Regions from separate parts of the Homo sapiens genome. Here region 2 is linked to region 1. Evidence: read pairs that join two places in POLR2A ChIA-PET (ENCODE). Cell type or tissue: B cell. All regions are shown on one strand. Each heading gives the region's core, and the rest is flanking DNA. Links, peaks and the distances in the headings are about the cores only. Region 1 overlaps ARRDC2 (arrestin domain containing 2). Region 2 overlaps MAST3 (microtubule associated serine/threonine kinase 3).

Evidence for each region. Peaks named below come from ENCODE experiments on the same cell type or tissue, not always from the same donor. Only the 100,000 strongest peaks of a DNase experiment are listed, where the experiment ranks them.
Region 2: POLR2A ChIA-PET joins it to region 1 with 13 read pairs; 14 of 35 experiments call an interaction of 5 or more read pairs at or near these places.

The regions. Positions count from the first base shown.
Region 1 is chr19:18,013,221-18,020,605 of GRCh38, forward strand. ARRDC2 (arrestin domain containing 2) reads left to right here. Exons shown (of 8, transcript NM_015683.2): 8 at 1-882. Among named protein-coding and RNA genes, the nearest start is that of ARRDC2, 8.7 kb to the left of the region's middle. RefSeq lists an enhancer at 43-543. In B cell, for the core only: no CTCF peak of the experiment used is centred there; DNase peaks (open chromatin) are centred at 3,124, 3,441, 4,261 and 4,421; H3K27ac peaks cover 2,201 bases.
Region 2 is chr19:18,114,321-18,121,705 of GRCh38, forward strand. It overlaps MAST3 (microtubule associated serine/threonine kinase 3), which reads left to right. Exons shown (of 28, transcript NM_001393504.1): 4 at 7,365-7,385. Among named protein-coding and RNA genes, the nearest start is that of MAST3, 20 kb to the left of the region's middle. RefSeq lists a silencer at 3,389-3,848 and enhancers at 3,581-4,452, 3,939-3,988. In B cell, for the core only: no CTCF peak of the experiment used is centred there; a DNase peak (open chromatin) is centred at 3,551; H3K4me3 peaks cover 1,478 bases; H3K27ac peaks cover 1,492 bases.

The DNA.
Region 1 (7,385 bases), core at 2,163-4,662:
CTGTCTTCCCAGCCAATTGGTGGTGCTGGAATCCCCTAGGAGCCTTCAGTCTGGGAGAAACAGAGCCAGACATAGACAGTTCCAGCATCACAGAACCAGAAGAAGAGACCTGCAACTGTGAGAGTCCAGACAGGAAGCAGAGAAGGCGTCCTTGCGGAAAGGGCATTTTAGCTGAGGCTTTGGAGTACGAATAGGAGCTCAGCAGGCAGACGAATGAGGAATAAAGGTCAGAGAAGGTCAGAGCTGAGTGACGTTTGGAATCCACCCCGTTTATTGTAGAACTGGGGGTTCAGAGGGCAGGTGCCTCAGAGTTGAGGCCACACAGTGAGGTCTGGTGGGTGAAAGGACCCAGGAACGAGGCGTTCAGGAAAGCAGGTTGTCAGAGCTATGTGGAGTCTGTGGGTGGCAGGGGCAGCCGCTCCAGCCTTTGAAGACTTTGAAAGCCAGAGATTCCTGGCGCAGGCTTGGACTTCCTGGGAGCTCCTCCAAGTACCCAGGGGCATCAGAGCTGCCTGGGTGTTACATGGCCCAGGGAACCCAGGTTCAGGGTAGGACAGGCAAGACCAGATACCCAATGTGCAAAGTGAAAACACTGGGCTCCCTGTTAAACGATGAAGAATTCAAGACAGTGACAGCATTACGTCACCCCTGGGGACAGAGGTCAGCCTAAGGTGACACACGGGGACTACTGTGCTTCCGGAGGCTCCCTGTGTCCTGGAGGAGAAAAGCATTAGAGGGGGCAGCTGGACAAGCTCCCAACTGCAGAGTCCCAGCCCTGGCTGGGGCAGGGCCCCGGCCTGGGACTCAGCATTTCTGATATGCCTTAAGAATTCATTCTGTTTTGTACAATTATTTTTTAAAAGTAAACGTGTGGAGAAAGAATCCGGGCTTCTTGGTTTATTTCCGCCCCCGATCTGGCTGCTGAGGGAACTGGGACTGCCATCCCTGGTCACTATCTTGGAGACTAAATTCCTGGCCAAGGAAGGCAAAGGGGCTCATGATTGAGAAGGGGAAACTGAGGCCCAGGACTGGGAGGGGGTTGGTCCAAGGACATATGAGGAGGCTGAGCTGGGGTGGGAGCTGAGCCCTGGGCCCCATACCTGCACCGCCTATCGGAGTCTCAGAGGCTGGCGGGGGCTGAACAGTGGAGGACAAGCAGAGAACTCTATCCTCAGAGAGTGGGGAGCAGGGGGCTGGGGCTGGGAGGAGCCGCCTGAGTACGGGAACATCCTGTCATCTGAGTCTAGGTTTGGTTTTTGTGGGTTTTTTTCTGTTTGTTTTTGTTTTTCAGAAGGAGTCTTGCTGTGTCGCTCAGGCATAGTGTAGAGTGTAGTGGTGTGATCTCAGCTCACTACAACCTCCACCTCCTGGGTTCAAGCGATTCTCCTGCCTCAGCCTCCAAGTAGCTGGGATTACAGGTGCCTGCCACCACACCCGGCTAATTTTTGAATTTTTAGTAGAGACGGGGTTTATTTTTTTTTTCTTTCTTTCTTTTTTTTTTAAGACAGAGTTTCGCTGTGTCACCCAGGCTGGAGTGCAATGGCTTGGTCTTGGCTCACTGCAACCTCCGCCTCCCGGGTTCAAATGATTCTCCTGTTTCAGCCTCGAAAGTAGCTGGAATTACAGGCATGTGCCACCACGCCTGGCTAATTTTTCTATTTTTTTAGTAGAGACAGGGTTTTACCATGTTGGCCAGGCTGGTCTCAAACTCCTGACCTCAGGTGATCTGCCTGCCTCCGCCTCCCAAAGTGCTGGGATTACAGGTGTGAGCCACCATGCCTAGCCCTGGATTTGTTTTTATTGAGGTGAAATTCACATATTGTAAAATTCACCACTTGAAAGTATTCAATTTAGTACACTTTACAATGTAGCATTTAATACTCATAATGTTTCTTTTGTTTGGTTTTGAGATGTTCTCACTCTGTTGCCCAGGCTGGAGTGCAATGGCCCGATCACAGCAGCCTCAAGAGATCCTGGGCTCAAGAGATCCACTTGCCTCAGCTCCTCGAGTGGTTGGGACCACAAGTGTGTACCACCACACCCAGCTAATTATTTTTTTGTAGAGACACGATCTCCCTTTGTTTCTCAGGTGGGTCTTAAATTCCTGGGCTCCAGCAGTCCTCCCGCCTCAGCCTCCCAAAGTACTCGGATTACAGATGTGAACCATCACAACCGACCTGGCTATTTACGATGTTATGCAACCATCACCACCATCTATTTCCAGAACATTTCTATCCCTGCCAAAGGAAACCCTGTCCCCACTAGTGATCAATCCCCATTCCCCTTCCCCCACCTCCAGCAACCACTTTCTGTCTCTGGATTTGCCTATTGTGAACATTTCATATCAATGGAATCATGCGGCCTTTTGTGTCTGGCTTTTATCACTCAGCATGTTTTCCGGGTTCATCCACATTGTACTATGTGTCAGAACTTCATTCCTTTTTCTGGTTGAATAATATTCCATTGTGTGCGTAGACCACATTGTGTTTAGCCATTCATCCGCGGATGGACATCTGGGTTGTTTCCACGGCTTGGCTATAGTGAATCTTGCTGCTAAGAACACGTGTGTTCAAGGATTACTTTGAAAACCCACGGAGCTGTTAGGTGGCCCTAGTGGCGTGGGGCTGTTATTCTTCTGGAGTTACAGGTGGGGATAGTGAGCTCAAGAGAAAGAGACTAGCCTGGCCAACATGGTGAAATCCTGTCTCTTCTAAAAAGAATACAAAAATCAGTGAGACGTGGTGCAGGCACCTGTAATCTCGGCTACTTCGGAGGCTGAGGCAGAAGAATCACTTGGACCCGGGAGGTAGAGGCTGCAGTGAGCTGAGATCATGCCACTGCACTCCAGCCTGGGTGACAGAGTAGTGAGACCCTTTCTCAAAAAAAAAAAAAAAAGAAAAGAAAAAAAAGGAAATAAGAAAGAAGGGAGGGAGGGAGGAGAAAAGAAGAGAAAAAAAAAGAGAAAAGAAAAGAAAGGGGGGAGGGAGGGAGGGAGAGAGAGAGAGAAAGAGAAACAAAGGGAAGAGGAAGGAAGGGAGGGAGGGAGGGAGGGAGAGAGAGAGAAAGAGAAACAAAGGGAAGAGGAAGGAAGGGAGGGAGGGAGATGCTCCACTTGGGTCCCACAGTCAGGACTGAGACGGCCAGCACTCAAAACTGCCCCTTGGGCCAGGCACAGTGGCTCACACCTGTAAATCCCAGCACTTTGGGAGGCCAAAGCAGGAGAATCGCTTGAGCCTAGGAGTTTGAGACCAGCCTGGGCAACATAGCAAGATCCCGACTCTACAAAAAAAAAAATATATAAAAAATTAACCAGGTGTGGCAGTGTGGACCTCTAGTTCTAGCTACTCAGGGGGATGAGGTTAGGAGGATCACCTGAGCCTGGGAAATCGCGGCTGCAGCGAGCTATGATCGCACCACTGCACTCTAGCCTTGGCGACAGAGTGAGATCCTGTCTCAAAAAAATATATAAACACTGCCTCTTAGACTCCAGAGTCCATGCCGCCCTCAGGCCACATGATACTGTGCCCCTCAAGCTCCTGCTGAAGCTCTGCCTGTCTCACCTAAGCCCTCGTGCCCCTCCAAGGTTGGGCAAGGCCCTATTGAAACCCTAGTCTGGGCCGGGCGCGGTGGCTCAAGCCTGTAATTCCAGCACTTTGGGAGGCTGAGGTGGGTGGATCACGAGGTCAGGAGACCAAGACCATCCTGGCTAATACGGTAAAACCCCGTCTCTACTACAAATAGAAAAAAATTAGCCGGGCGTGGTGGCGTGTGCCTGTAGTCCCAGCTACTCGGGAGGCTGAGGCAGGAGAATGGTGTGAACCCAGGAGGTGGAGATTGCAGTGAGCCGAGATCGTGCCACTGCACTCCAGCCTGGGTGACAGAGCAAGACTGTCTCAAAAAAACAAAAACAAAAACAAAAAGAAACCCTAGTCTGATAGCCCAGGCTGTCCCAGCCAGCCTGCCCAAGGCAGCAGAAATTAACTGGCAGGCTGGAGGCTGGAATGGCCATTGTCAGGGCTAGGAGCCAGGGATGAGGACTGGGGGACCCAGGGGCTGGACATGAGGAGATCTGGGTTAGGTAGGGCTTGGCTCTCTGTGTGACTGCAGGCAGGTCACCTTGCGTCTGAGCCTGTTTTGTCATCTGAGACTCTGGGAGACAGCCCATCCCCACACCCTACCACAGTCCTCAATCACGTCCTTCCTCTGGCCTGAGGGTGAGCCCTCCTTTCCTGCTACCCCTGGTTCTAAGGTCTACCAAGACCTCCTTTGACCTGGCATCAAGCTTGGAGCATGCCATACATGGGAGGTCCCTGGGGCCAGCAGAGAGGAAGCATTCCCACAGCACAGTCACTAGAAGCCGAACTGACAGTCTCAGTAGGAAATGAGTTATTTGTCATGCGGGGTGTGCAAGACATATCAGTTTCCAGATCCATGTTCCCAAACAGAGGAGAGTCTAAGGTATTTATTCCAGCAAGGGATGTGGGTACAGTGCGACAAAAAGATTCCACCCAGCGGGGGTGGGAGGACAAGACGCCCCGTGTCCTCAGGACTCCTGAGTCTGCAACTATGGGGAACTTGATCCTGACAGAAGGAGAACTTTCCGGTTCAGATGATCAACAACCAGGATTAAGCTGGCCCAGATAGTCCCAATTCAGGAAACTTCCTGAACATGGGGAGGGGCCTAGGGAGCCCAAAGGCAGGTGGTCAACTTCTATCAAACATGAAATGAGGCCGGGCGCGGTGGCTCACGCCTGTGATCCAGCACTTTGAGAGGCTGAGGTGGGAGGATCACGTAAGGCCAGGAGTTTGAGACCAGCCTGGGCAACAGAGCGAGACCCCATCTCTACAAAAAAAAAAATGTAAACATTAGCTGGGCCTGGTGGCATGTGCCTATGGTCCCAGCTACTCAGGAGGCTGAGGTGGGAGAATCACTTGGCCCAGGAGGTCTAGCCTGCAGTGAGCGATGATCAAACCACTGTACTCCAGCCTGGGTGACGTGGCAAGAATTTTTCTCCAATAATAATAATAATAATAACAACAACAACAGCAGGCCGGGCACAGTAATCCCAGCACTTTGGGAGGCCAAGGCGGGTGGATCACGAGGTCAGGAGATCAAGACCATCCTGGCTAACACAGTGAAACCCCATCTCCACTAAAAATACAAAAAGTTCTCCGGGCGTGGTGGCGGGCACCTGTAGTCCCAGCTACTCCGGAGGCTGAGGCAAGAGAACGGTGTGAGCCCGGGAGGCGGAGCTTGCAGTGAGTAAGTGGAGATTGAGCCACCGCACTCCAGCCTGGGCGACAGAGTGACACTCTGTCTCAAAAATAAATAAATAAATAAAAAATAACGAAATAACAAAAACCCCAACCCTCTCCAGGCCCGTAAGACCCCCTGCCCACCTCTCCCTCCAGCTCCCCCTCCCTCCCCGTCTGCTACTCAAACACTCCAAGCTGATTTTTATTTTTATTATTTTTATCTTTTAGACAGAGCCTCACTCTGTTGCCCAGGCTGGAGTGCAGTGGCTCGATCTCGGCTCACTGCAATCTCCGCCTCCCAGGTTCAAGTGATTCTGCCTCAGCCTCCCAAGTAGCTGCGACTACAGGTGCCCACCACCATGCTCAGCTAATTTTTGTATTTTTAATAAAGACAGGGTTTCACCATACTGGCCAGGCTGGTCTTGAACACCTGACCTCAAATGATCCACCTGCCTCGGCCTCCCAAAGTGCTGGGATTACAGGTTTGAGCCACCGCGCCCGGCCCTCCAAGCTGATTTTTACCTTGGGGACTTCTCATATACTATTCCCCCTGCGAAAAGGCTCTTCCCCCATTGGTGGTTTCTCTTTACCCCCTGGCCTCACTTTTTCAGAGCCACTCCAACCTCCTGGCCAAAGTTGCCACCCCCTCCATCACTCCCTCTCCTATCTCTCTGTTCTGTAGTCTTCCTAGCCCTCATCACGCTCTGAAATTACTACTTAGATGTTCATTTGTTTGTCTGACCCTCTGTGGGCAGGGCCAGATCCAGGCTCTGACCCCCGCCCCAGCATGCAGCAGGCATGAGGGTGGTTGACTAAGTGACTGGGGGACCACTGCTCTGCCTACTTTGATGTGGATGAAGACTCCTCTTTTTTTTTTTTTTTTTGAGACAGAGTCTCACTCTGTTGCCCAGGCTGGAGTGCAGTGGGTTGATCTCTGCTCACTGCAAGCTCCGCCCCCCGGGTTCATGCCATTCTCCTGCCTCAGCCTCCCAAGTAGCTGGGACTACGGGCGCCCACCACTACGCCTGGCTAATTTTTTTTTTGTATTTTTAGTAGAGACGGGGTTTCACAGTGTTCGCCAGGATGGTCTCGATCTCCTGACCTCGTGATCTGCCCACCTCGGCCTCCCAAAGTGCTGAGATTACAGGCATGAGCCACCACGCCCGGCCTTTTTCTTTTTTTTTTCTTTTCTTTTTTTTTTTGAGACAGCATTGTCCAAGCTGGAGTGGAAAGCCTCGATCTCGGCTCACTGCAAACTCTGCCACCCGAGTTCAAGCAATTCTCATGCCTTGGCCTCCTGACTAGCTGGGATTACAGGCACCCATCACCACGCCCAGCTAATTTTTGTATTTTTAGTAGAGACAGGGTTTCACCATGTTGCCCAGGCTGGTCTTGAACTTCTGACCTCAGGTGATCTGCCCATCTTGGCCTCCCAAAGTGCTGGGATTACAGGCGTGAGCCACCATGCCCAGCTCAGATGAAGATTCTGATGGGGGTGGAGGTGTCATCCCTTGCACTTGCTCCCAAGACCTCCTAGAGTCAGACGTGTCCCCCATGCAGAGTCAAATGCTAGGTCTCTATCTCTCAGTGTCTCTGTCTGTTTCATTCTGACTCTCACCATCTTTTCTTTCCCATCTCTGTCTCTCTCTCAATATCTGTCTTGCTTACTGTCTCTGTCTCTGTCTCTCAGTCTTATTGCCTCTGTACTTCTGTCTCTTTCTCCCTGTCTCTGTCTCCCTCTGCCTCTGATTCTCTCACTATCTCTCTTGGCTACCATCTCTCTGTCTCTTTGGGTCCCTGACTCTCTCACCATCTCTGCCTCCTGCCCTGGCCCGGCCAGCTGGGGGACAAGGGGTGACAAGCAGTCAGGGCGCCCGCTGCTTGTTTTCCCACCCACGCTGGCAGGGAGCCCAGCCCAGCCGGGCCACTGTTCAGGAATCCTCCAGCCTCCCCGCTCCAGCCACCAGGCGCGGCCACCGCCAGCCTCTCCTCCCAGCACATTCTGTCCCAAGCAAAGAGCGCCAGAGATGGGGTGGGGGTGGGGGTGGGAGGGGGACGCATTCCTGCTGAGCTCCAGTTACAGGACAGCTTGTCCTGGTGGCCCCACCAGCACAACCTCCTGATGGCTC
Region 2 (7,385 bases), core at 2,208-4,707, 100 kb after region 1:
CTGGGATTACAGACATGCGCCACCACGCCCTGCTAGTTTTGTATTTTTAGTAGAGACAGGGTTTCACCATGTTGGCCAGGCTGGTCTCGAACTCCTGAGTTCAAGCGATCTGCCCATCTCAGCCTCCCAAAATGTTGGGATTACAGGCATAAGCCACGGCACCCAGCCAACCCCAGAGATTTAATTTCCACATTGTCTTGTGTGATTATCCAGTTATTTTTCTCACCCAGAGGTTTGACAGCCTCTCCGAGACCAGACCTTGTCTGTCCTGGTCATATCGTAGACTCAGGGCAGGCCCAGGGTGTATACAGCAGGTGCTCAGTTAATGCATGTGGCTTAGATGAATGGGCAGTATCTGGGAGGGCTGTCCTTGTGGTAGTGATAGCATTGGGGGTTGGGGGTGTTGTTGAAGAAGGCCATGAGTTGGGCGCTCATAGGCAAAGTGGCTGTTCCAGGCAGCAACAGCATCGTCAGAGACACTTTCCTTCTGGAGCCTCAAATCCCAAGGGCAGGAAGAATGTGGATTTTCTACCTAGGGCACTAGGAGCCATAGAGTGTGGTGCTGGGAGCGGCACAGATATATGGGCAGGTGGGAAGCGCTGGGGTAGTCCCACTAAAAAGGGACCGTTGAACGGGGGTGTCTGTATATCTACCTGAGACTTTGGCATTTACAGTCACAGCACATGCAGGGAGAGTCAAATGCCAATGTCACAGAGTTTGTCAGGGACAGGGCTAGGATATGACCCCTGGGAGAGGGATTCACCCAGGAATGCAGTTTTGTTTTGCTGTGAGAGCAATAGGGAGCCATGGAGGGTTTGTGAGCAGGGGGAAGGGCATGATCTGGGGAGCAGTGGGCCGACACCAGAGATCAGTGGCTCAGCCAGCCTTTCATGGAAGGCCTTCACCGTGGCAGCAGGCCCTCTGGATTGTCAGCTGCAGCCCTGTTTTGCAGAGGGGGAAACTGAGGACAAATGAGCATGGGAGAAGGTTCTCTCCCTGCTACAGATGTCAGGGCAGTGGGTGTATGTAATAGGGGGTGTGTAGGTGTTACTGGGTGTAGCTGTGGCTGGGGACGAGGGGGCAGCGCCTTTACCGAGTGTGTGCAAAGGTGTGTCCCCGTGCATATGGGGTGGCTCAGCACGTAGTGACAGCAAGTGGAGACTGTGGCCCCATCCCCACTTGGGTCCCCAGACTCAAGAGAATCTGCACCCCGCATGAGGCTTGGGCTGCATACCTGGGGGTCATAGGTGACCACTCCCATACTCATCACCATCTCTGGTGGTCTCAAAACCACCATCTCCCCTGGTCTCAAAACAAGTCCCAAATCCACCCACTTTTCTCCACAGCTTCAATATTCCCCTCCCAGACACCGTCCCAGACCCTTACTGGCCTCCTGCTACCTTCATTCCTGTCCCCCAGCAGTCTGCTCCCCATAGCAGACACAAGGGGGTTTACAAACGTAGTCCACATCATACCCTTTCTCTGCTCAAGCACCCTCCATGGCTCCCCATTGCTCCTACAATACAATTGCACTCCTCCCTGCAGCCCACAAGGCTTATGTGGTCAGCCCCGCTGGCATTTTGCCCTCAGTGCTGCCTCAGAGAGTTGTGCCCTTTGCCTGGGACACGCTTTCTGCATAGCCAGCTCCTTCCTCCTCCATTTCTGGCTGGCTGCAGCATTACCTCCTCTGAGAGGCCTCCTGGCTAAAGTCGCCCCTTGCAGTGTTCTCTCCTTTCTCTTCCCTTCTCAGCCTTGGTATTTGAAATTATCTTTTTTTTTTTTTTTTTTTTTGAGACGGAGTCTCGCTCTATCACCCAGGCTGGAGTGCATTGGTGTGATCTCGGCCCACTGCAACCTCCACCTCCCGGGTACAAGTGATTCTACCACCTCAGCCTCCAGAGCAGCTGGGAATACAGGCATGCACCACCATGCCCAGCTATTTCTTTTGTACTTTTATTTCTTTTATTTTTTATTTTTTTTTATTTTTTTGAGACAGAGTTTCGCTCTTGTTGCCCAGGATGGAGTGCAATGGTGCTATCTCAGCTCACTGCAACCTCCGCCTCCTGGGTTCAAGCGATTCTCCTGCCTCAGCCTCCCAAGTAGTTGGGATTATAGGGACGTGCCACCACGCCCAGCTAATTTTGTATTTTTTTTAGTAGAGACTGGGTTTCACCTTGTTGGCCAGGCTGGTCTCAAACTCCTGACCTCAGGTGATCCGCCCGCTTCGGCCTCCCAAAGTGCTGGGATTACAGGCGTGAGCCACCACGCCCAGCCGAAATTATCTTGCTCATTGAATTGTTTCCTGTTGGCTGGGCAAGGTGGCTCACGCCTGTAATCCCGGCACTTTGGGAGGCCAAGGCGGGAGGATCACCTGAGGTCAGGAGTTTGAGACGAGCCTGGCCAACATGGTGAAACTCCGTCTCTACTAAAAATACAAAAAAATTAGCTGGGCGTGGTGGTGCAACACCTGTAATCCCAGCTTCTCGGGAGGCTGAGACAGGAGAATCGTTTGAACCCAGGAGGCGGAGGCTGCAGTAAGCTGAGACTGCGCCATTGCATTCCAGCCTGGGCAACGAGAGCGAAACTCTGTCTCAAAAAAAAAAAATTTGTCTCTTTAGCTATGAAGCCTGGGCCCCAGCATTGGGCCTGGACTGGGTCCCAAAGTGTCCTGTGGCCCAGGAAGGGGCATCCCTCATGATGACACTGCCCCTGACTTGCCTGGGCTGTCATGACAGGAGGAAGCATTAATTCAGTCCTTACGGTGGGAGACACTTCTGCTTCCATAGTGAACACATATTGTACCCTCAGCCCTGTTCCAGGCTCTGTGTCTCAGATTTTATTCTGTTTTCAGTATGGGGGATGTTACGCATGGGGAAACAGAGGCCTGGAAGTTAGCCTGATGCTATCGTTTATAGAGATAAATTATATATAGATATGGAACATATACCAGGTGCCCTTGGAAGCGCCCCCTTACATCTGATTTGTGTAATTCTCATGTCAGTTCAGTTTTCCTCCAATTTCACAGTTGAGGAGACTGAGGCTGGAGTTCAATCAGGTGGCTGCTTCCTAACTGAGGCAGGGCTGATGGCCTTTCCCGCCACACACAGACAGAGCATGTCAGACGCCCCGACTCAATTTGCCAAACACACCCTCTATGCCAGTCCGGTGCTGGGAGCTGCTGGGACCCTAAGGAGCCCCCAGCCTGGGGAAGACATAGCCGGACAGACAGGAAAGCGGGTTTTTCAGAGGAGAGGACGCAGTTTTGCCAGGCTAGATTCCAAGCAGTGGGGCCAGGGTGGGCGTGGTAGCATGAGCCGGCCAGGACGCTGGGGTGGGTCTTGGGTGCCGCACTGAGAAGGGGTCAGTGCTCTGGGAGAGAGGAAAAAGATGGAGGGAGCGATTAGATTTACATTTTAGCAGAAAGGAGCCAAAATGCCTGCCCCTAGCTCGAGGTTAAGGTGCTGCCAACGCCCCGCCCCCGCCGCCCGCGGTCGTAGCAACGCCCGGCCTCAGCCGCCCGCGGCCCTAGCAACGCTCCGCCTCTCCGCCCGCGGCCATGGCAGCGCCCCGCCCACTCGCCGGCACGCGGGTCCGCCGGCCTCGCTTCCGCGTCGCTCGCTCCGCCTCCCGACAGGCCCCGCCCCCAACGGCCCCGCCCCCGCACTCGCCTGGGCGGAGTTCCAGTCGCGCTCGGGGGCGCGCGCTTCCTTCTCGCCGCCCCCCCATCCCCGCAGCCCCGTGCGCCCCCCTCCCTGTCCGGCTCCGCGGGGCTCCTGGGGCCGATCCCACCGCCGAGGCCTCCCTTCCCGGCCTCGGGCGGCTGCGGCGGCACAAAGGGAAGCAGCATGTCCGACCCCAGCTACTGGACGGCGGTGGCGGCTCCCGGCCATCGGAGCCGCCTGGCAAAAGGCGCGCTGCTGCAGCGCTCCAAGAGGTAGGGGGCACGGCGCCGGCGAAGGCTCGGCGGCCAGCCGAGCAAACAGGAGTTGCCAGAAGTGTGTCCTGGCCGCGTGGCGCGGACCACGGCGAGCGTCTGTCTGTGGCAGCAGTGGGAAGGGGGGAGGACGCCTGTGGATCGAGGTGTCCCCTGGGGTCCCTGGCACCCTCCTTTCGCCCCTCGTTCCCTGGACTGGGGTGTCTGTCCGCCAGCGTCGCAGCTGGGGTGGTGACAGACAGGAGTGAGTTGAGATTGAGCTAGGATTTGAACCCGGGTGTCCAGGGCTGGGCAGAACCAGGGAGGAACTTCTTGGAAAAACTGAGGCTGATCTGCCGCTGGGGGTCCATTCAGCAGAAATGTTGGCTCAGAAGCAAATATTTACTGCACGAGGCTGGCATTTGGGTGGGGTGTCAGGAGTCCAGATAGTTGGGGTTAACCCCCGCCAAAGCCTCACCGCTCTTGGAGTCTCAGTTTCCCCTTTTGAAAAGCAGAGAGGATAAGTGAGGGCTGTGGATTCTACCAGACCTGGGTTCAAATTTCGACTCAGCCACTACCAGGCTGTGTGACCTCAAGTAGCTCCTTAACCTCTCTGTGCTTGGGTTTCTCATTGGTGCTGGACTGGGGCAAAGTCTGGGCGGTGGGACCAGCTACCGAAAGACCTTGAATGCTGAGTCCAGGGCTTAAACTTACCTCCAAGATCGTGGGGAGCATTGGAGGGGGAATATGGGTGCCAGAGGGATGAGGTGCAGGAGGCTGGCTTCAGGCCCCTGCTTTCTGCCACATTCTCTCTGTTGTGTCCTGGGTACCAAGAGAGGATCGTTCTCAAATGGCAACTTCTCGAGGTCCTGGATCTCCTCCAGGAAGAGTTGAACAAACAGTCGGCCCTGCATAGATGCTTGGGAAGTGAACAGATGATGCTTAGTTCTCCTTTGAGGCCTCACATTTGGCCGTGTTTTCAAGAAGACCTCGCCCAAGAACAGGAGGGAGGGCAACGAAGTGTTTTTCCCAAATGCTTTTGGAAGCAGCAAGTGATACAGCAGGATCGGGGAGGGAGGGTGCTGGTGGTGCAGTGTGGGGGCGAGGAACCAGGTGAGGGGCTGGGAGAGGATGTGGAGACAGCCAGGTGAGCGTGCATTGAGGGGTTGGCAGGAAGTTTTGCAGAAACCTGTGGGTTTCACTTTTGCTTCTGCAGCTCAGGCTGGGAGACAATCACTGTGACTGTTGACATCTGTGGCTTCAGTTTCCCAGTCTGGAAAATGGGCTCAGCTGGTCATTCCCAACTCTGGGGCTTGTTGGAATTGGCAGATGTTGGGGATGTAATTCACTCAGGAGGCACTGGCTGCCCTCCCGGCGTGAGCCAGGCCCTGTGAGCATTGTCTAGGCAAAGACAACAGTGTATGTACCCGAGTCCGACCCAAAGCTGAGCACTGGATGTGGTAGGTTTCATCCTTCAAGGTAGAGATGAGGAAACAGGCTCAAGGGGCAGCCACATGTGGAGACGTAGACAGGCTGGGCCTCTTCTCCCTGCCCACCTTGTCACCTGTGTCCTTTGATGATCATACGCTTGTTCTCCCATGGATTGACCTGCTCCGAGCATTCTGCCTGGGACCCCATTTCTGCACCTCGGAGGCCCCGAGACTTCATCTCTCCCTCCCCGCGAGATTCTCCCGCCGCTGAGCTGCGTTGGCGGCTTGGGGTGTGTGGGCTGATGCTCTTGTGGAGCAGAGCTGTTGCTGGGCAACTGCTCTGGTGGGGCGGGGGACGGTGTCGCTCCCAACTTCCTTCTGTCAAGGTGTGGGCTGAGGCCAGGGCCCAGGTGGGAGAAGAAGCCAGGCAGGGTGTGAGAGACCTGGGCCAGGGATCTGGTGGCCAGAAGGGAACTGGGATGGAAAGAGGAAAACGTGGGCAAAAGTTCAGCAGAAGAGGCAGGACTGTGAAAGAGGTTGCATTTAGGGTTTCTAGTTGGGTCACATTGGCATTTTAGGGGCATCTTGAGAAGAAGGAGGGTTGTCAAGAGATGGGAGCAGGGGCTTCAAGAGGGGTATATAGAATGGGGTGTCTCAGCCCATATCTGGGCTCCAGGGTGTGTTTGGTTCACCTGATTTGCTGGTGCTGCTGGCAGTAGCCATGGTACAGGGAAAAGTGTGGGGGTGGGACTGTGACACAGAACCCTGAAAAGCTGGTCCAGGGGCTCCTGGCCATATGTAGTGTCCTCCATCAGGCTAGAAGCACTTCATGCCATTGCTGTTAATAACAACACTGCCAATAGTTTGTGTTGGTTTTTGTTATTGTTTTTCAGATGAAGTTTCACTCGTGTCGCCCAGGCTGGAATGCAATGGCACTATCTCAGCCCACTGCAACCTCCGCCTCCTGGGTTCAAGTGATTCTCTGCCCCAGCCTCCTGAGTAGCTGGGATTATAAGCATGCACTACCACACCTGGCTAATTTTTGGTTTTTTTGTTTTGTTTTGTTTTGTTTTGTTTTTTGAGACGGAGTTTCACTCTTGTTGCCCAGGCTGGAGTGTAACGGCACGATCTCACCACAACCTCCACCTCCTGGGTTCAAGCGATTCTCCTGCCTCAGCCTACCAAGTAGCTGGGATTACAGGCATGCATCACCACGCCCAGCTAATTTTGTATTTTTAGTACAGAAAGGGTTCCTCCCTGTTGGTCAGGCTGGTCTCAAACTCCTGATCTCAGGTGATCTACCCACCTCGGCCTCCCAAAGTACTGGGATTACAGGTGTGAGTCACCATGCCCGACCTAATTTTTGTGTTTTTAGTAGAGACGGGTTTCACCATGTTTACCAGGATGGTCTCAAACTCCTGACCTCAGGTGATCCGCATGCCTCGGCCTCCCAAAGTGCTGGGATTACAGGGATGAGCCACTGTGCCCAGCCTTGTTTTTGTTTTTTTAAGAGAGAGGGCCTTGTGCTGTCACCTAGGCTGGAGTGCTGTGGCACCATCATGGCTCACGGCAGCCTTGACCTCCTGAGGCTCAAGCGATCCTCTTGCCTCAGCCTTCTGAGTAGCTGGGACTACAGGCGTGCACCACCACACCCAGCTAATTTTTAAATTTTGTATAGAGACGGGGTCTTGCTATGTTGCCCAGGCTGGTCTTGAACTCCTGGCTTCAGAGGATCCTCCCACCTTGGCCTTCCAAAGCACTGGGGTTACTGGCGTGAGCCACCATGCCTGGCCAGCAGTAGTGTCAATAATAAGGAATGTTAGTTGAGGGGTGATTCCCTCCTGGGCCTTGAAGACCTGGCTAAGGGCCATGGGGGAACCCAGCTGGGGGCAGAGTGGGAGTGGCCATGTCCAACATCCCATCCTTCTCCAGAACGGGCTGCGAGTGTGATTTAGGCTGGGCAGGTGGCTTAGCGCGGGGCCCTGGGCAGCCACCTACCCTGTCCCCTTTTCCCCCCACAGCTGCCGCAGCGGGAACCGCAA